2 separate regions of the Homo sapiens genome follow, and region 2 is linked to region 1. A link is an interaction called in ENCODE POLR2A ChIA-PET data of the cell type or tissue named here. Cell type or tissue: PC-3. All regions are shown on one strand.

Region 1 (2,500 bases):
GCCCAAACACCTGATGAGCAGTGTCCAGGGGTCCCCTGTGGGGGGCCCGGCTGCCCCGTCCTTCTGTCCCCACCCTGTCACTTTGCTTGAGGGGCCCTCCACCTTTGGGGTGCCTGCTATGCATGCTCATTTCAGGGGCGCTGTCCTGCTGTGGAGAAGGAAGCCGTTGCTCTGAACCCCCTCAAGCAACACTGAGTTCCTAACTTACGCACAGCTCGAGGGAAGTTTCCTGTCTTAACACGCCGAGGGCTGAGTGAGGAGCGCAGCCGTCTACCCAGCAACCTCTGCACGTGGCTTTTGAAAGACATGAGTTATGAATGATTACATTTGCAGTCACACAGAGGAATGGAACCCATTTGGCCCTGAATGGCTTGTTTTAAAACTTTGGCAATTTTATCCTATTTTAAAACTTTGATGTTACCTCTCTCTGCAAGGAAAGAAACCACATCAGGCTCGTTTAAGAAAAACCCAAGCATTCTTCGCCTGTACCTAAAAAATGAAACTGGTTTCCAGATTTGCCTGAACAGCTGCCCCTGGCCTCATCCCAGCTGTGGGACTCTGGGCTCCCATAGGGCGGGAAAGAAAGGGCAGCACTGGTCAGGGAGGGCTCTGTCCCTAAGGAGCAAGGGACAATGGGCTGGGTATGGCAGTCCCGCCCCTTGGGAGGCAGAATGGCTCTAAGAGAGGTGGGGGATGCAGCATCCAGGAGGGACCAGCCCAGAGCCAGGCCAGGGTCAAGGCCACCGGACCAGCCCTGCAGCCAGACCCGGACAGGGGATTGCATGGGTGGTGGAAGCTAGAACTGGCTGGGCTGCAGGAGAGGAAGGCCCAGTAGGCTGGGGGCAGGCCGCTGCTCTGGACAGCCCAGGGGACAGCAGGAGATTGACCTGAATTTGACAGGGAGGGCCACCCTGTGGCCTGGGGTGAAAGGACCGCTGTCATTGTTTCTGGCCCCTGCACCTGCATTCGCTTCACTTGTTGGAGACCCCACCAGAAGGAGCAGCTCGGCCTCCGCACGGGGACTGGCTCTGCAGGGCGGTTGTGCAGACCCCGCTTCCCAGACCCTCCTGGGGACTTGGGAGCCACCAGGGTCCCTTTACCAGATCCTCCACTGCTCACACCAGCCCCAGTTGGTTTCTGTTGCGTGCAGCCAAGGATCCCGACTGAGGCACAGACATGCCTGTTCATCTTCATTTGTCCTAGAAGCGGCTCTTCCAAAGCAGGAGGGGAGTCTGCAGTGGTTCATGACCCTGACACCCAATCTTTCCACTCCAGGCAGGATAGCCTGAGGCACGCTTGCTTCACTCCCAGGCAGAATGGCCACTGAGAAATCCGGGTATGGCCATCTTATTTGCTGGCTCATTTGACAAATATGAATGTGCAAAGCTGCTGGGTGCCAGCGTGAGTCAGAAAGGAGTAGGAGATGAGAGGGCAGCCAAGAGGGTTCTGAGAAAAGAAAGAGACCCTCCACCAGCCCTGAGTGAGGCTCTGAGGAAATGGGCTGGGGGACAGGGTAAGGGGGCAGGCTTCCCATAGGTAGGATCAGCCGGGGGCCTCTTGGAGGACAGGGCAGCGGAGGAGGGCAGGTGGGACTGGGACCCAGGATTCACCAGAGAAAGGCAGTGGGGGGCGGGATGCCAGGAGCAGTGAGGGATAAACAGAGGGACGATTCTCCAATTGCAGCTGGACAGGCAGCCTGGAATTCCTTCCCTGAGTTGACAAGTCAGTGTCTGAGCCCTCCTGAGCCCCTGGGAGCTCCTGGGGCATCACTGTCCACAGTAGGTGGGCTTTCCTAGGGGGCATCTTGATGGGGCAGGTGTCAGAAATAGCCCCTTCCCCAAGGCTGCCCTGACTGGGGGTGAAAGAAGCCCCCAGGGTGGGGGGTGCATCCACAGCGGGCCCAGCCAGCCCCAAGGTGCACTCACAGTGCTGGTATGGACATGGTGGGGACACACCTGTGCTGTCGGGAAGCAGCATGGACTCAGGTGGGTACAGAGCCTCCTGAGGTGTCCCCGGGGTGCCCGGAGGAGGCTGTTCTGCCCTCAGCCTTCCCAGAGGCAGATGCAGCTCCCTCTGTGGCCACAAACTCCAATGCTGGGCACTCATGCCAGGGGTCGAGGGTGGGTGACCCACTGGAGTGAGGTGGGGGGACTCTGTCTCGCTTGCTAGCAGGTCCTGTCCTGAGCTCCTCCGTGGGGCTTTTTCCAACTCCCAGCCTTCCATGCAGGCCCGACTGCACCCACATCACTCCCTGGCTTCTTGGGCTAAACATCCCTGATTCAACACACCTGGCTCTTTGGGACCCACTCATGGCCTCAGCCCCGTGCAGGGCTCAGCCTCTCTGGTCAGCACTCAGCTCTCTCTAGCAGCTGTGGGCTGGGCCAGTGCCCAGGTGTGCAGTGTGTGGGATCCGTTCACCCTGACACACCAGCCATTGGGCCTGGAGTGGTGCTCTGCAACAGCACCCCCACCCCACCCCTGCATGGCCACCTGCTCGCCC
Region 2 (2,500 bases), 56 kb before region 1:
CTGAAGTGCAGAAAAAAGAGGAGGTTTTTTTTAATATTTTGGAACATCAAGATAAGACTGTTGGCTTGGAAAGAATCTACAATATTTCAGATGCTAATTATAGAGAAAGTGCTGAAGATACACAAAAGCATGATACAGATGAAGACTCACAGCAGGAATATCACAGTGCAGAAGAACAAGAATACATAAGTAACCATTTATCTTTTGACCAAACAAAAGCATTAGATATATCTAATCCAGAAGTTGTTGAATTAGGAAATTCGGGTTATGAAGTTAAATGTGCTAGCAATGTAGAAGATAATCGTGTTAACTCGGGAAGTGGTTCTATCATCTCTTTCGATTCACTTGATGTTTATGGACAAGAAGAGTCACTTCATGTCTCCAAATTTCAGAATTCTGTTATGTTAAGAGAATATCATGACCTAAAGCATGAAAAGTATAAGGAACAAGAGACTAATTCAATGTACCACACTGTATTTGATGGCAGTGTACTAAGAAGCAATTCTCCAGGAAACCAGGAATCTCAATCTAAGAGTGGTTCCTTGAGCCCTCAAAAAGTATTAAAAATGAAAATTTATACTGAAAACATGAAATCTCAAATAAATGAAGGTAAAGATTTTTGTGGAAATAAAATTGTTGAGAACAAAATATTACTGCACCTTGAAAATCCTAGCACATTACCACAGGATAAAGCTTTAGAGACATTACTCCAACCCTGTAAAGATTGTCAAACTTCCTGGACCTCTGTTTTTGATGATTCGATAATTTCTGCCTGTGGATATTATGAAAGCCTACAAAACACTGCTGACTCAGCCTTAGATTTTTCTGCTATGCTACCAAAGATCGCAGTCAGAGATAATCAGGCAATAGAAGATAATACGTCCCTAAAAGTTGCTCATAGCAGTACCACAAAGAAAACATGCTTTCACAATATAGGAGAAATGTGTACTAAATCATTGACAGATGCAGCAAGTTGTACAGTCACAATTAATCAGACAGTGGACGTTAGCACTGATTTTAGGGCTTGTTTCACAACCAGCAGGGCAACAAGTGCAAGACCTTCTGTAGTATCTACATCAAGCAACACAGAGATAACAATGATGAATAAAAAACGACCTGATGAATGGCAAAATGAGAAACAAAAAAGTGTGGCTTGTAGTACAGATTGGTCATACAGTGAAGATTGTATAGATACACAGATGGCTATAACAAAAGGATCAGGAAAATCTCTCTCCGTTGACAGTTTAAAACCTAATGGAAATTTTCTAAATAAGGTAAAATCAATATGAGTAATAATAAAATTTGGACTTTATAAAGAGACAGTGTATGCTAATGTAAGTGTTTTTGGTTCGTTGAATTAAGGCTTTTGTGAGAAGATGCTAGATGAGGGGAGTAAATTAAAAAGGGAGTAAATTAAAAAGTAAATTAAAAAAAAAAGACGTGTAAATTACCACCAGTTCTATCCTCCTCTCCTGGCAGCTCCTCCCACAAAATCCATTAGAAATTGAATTGTACATTTTATTAGTTTGGAATTTCAGATATAACTTTTTTAAATTTAATTTTAAATCATATTTTCAGGATTTCCTGGAATTAAGAAAAGCATGTGGTATCACAGACCTAAAGAAACATCCTGAGAGGTACATCATTTATATATGCTTACAGATACATCTGGAAGAAAAAATCAAAATAGTATTTGCTTTCTGTATAGCATACTTACCCATATAGAATAATAGCTAAAATGGACTTTAAGAAATCATCTGTTTCAACCGTTTGCATTCAAATAAATATTAAAACAATATAGAATATTAAAGCTCTTCACTTATTGAGATTTCAGTCTCAATTTCTTCAGAAACTCATGGCATCTAATCTTTACTTGTTCAACCCAAATCCATACTGATTTAATTTTCCATTTCCTTTCACTTTATTCACCTGTAGGCCAGAACAAACTAGCACCTTTGGAATATGTCATTTATTTGGAGAAGTAAATAGCTACTTTCACAGGAGCATTTTAATCTTGATTTTAACTCATTGCATAATTTGCTTTGCATTTATCAGATACTCTTGTAATTCAGAACACAGTGGAGAACCAGGAAGTGGGAGGGAGAGAAACAGGGAAGGTCTAAGAAGCGAAATTAGTTATCATACTCTGAGGTCATTTACTTTTTCCTTCACTTATTACTCATTCTTCTAATATGTTTAATCTGGCGTTTCAGTTCTATACAATTAAATTATTGGTTTCTAGAAGCAGAACCATTGAGAATAGCTAGAAGTGGCAATTAGTAACAAGGGAAGACCTCCAAAAACTACTAATACTCAAAAAAACATAGTGATTTGGGGCTTTTTGATATAATAGTACAGCAAAATATTTGCTTATATTAATGATCCTTAACTATTAAGAAATATGTAAATTATTTTCTATTAAAAAGATAATATGTTTTAAGAATAATTTTCATCCAAAATGCTTATAACTTTTAAAAATCTTGGCCAAAGTTTGATTTAG

What was found. Peaks named below come from ENCODE experiments on the same cell type or tissue, not always from the same donor. Only the 100,000 strongest peaks of a DNase experiment are listed, where the experiment ranks them.
Region 2: POLR2A ChIA-PET joins it to region 1 with 6 read pairs; 1 of 35 experiments calls an interaction of 5 or more read pairs at or near these places.

The regions. Positions count from the first base shown.
Region 1 is chr2:237,873,370-237,875,869 of GRCh38, forward strand. The region is part of intron 1 of RAMP1 (receptor activity modifying protein 1); the gene reads left to right. Among named protein-coding and RNA genes, the nearest start is that of RAMP1, 15 kb to the left of the region's middle. In PC-3, no CTCF peak of the experiment used is centred here; a DNase peak (open chromatin) is centred at 1,362; H3K4me3 peaks cover 927 bases; H3K27ac peaks cover 1,830 bases.
Region 2 is chr2:237,817,323-237,819,822 of GRCh38, forward strand. RBM44 (RNA binding motif protein 44) reads left to right here. Exons shown (of 16, transcript NM_001080504.3): 3 at 1-1,274; 4 at 1,579-1,637. Among named protein-coding and RNA genes, the nearest start is that of RBM44, 20 kb to the left of the region's middle. In PC-3, no CTCF peak of the experiment used is centred here; a DNase peak (open chromatin) is centred at 959.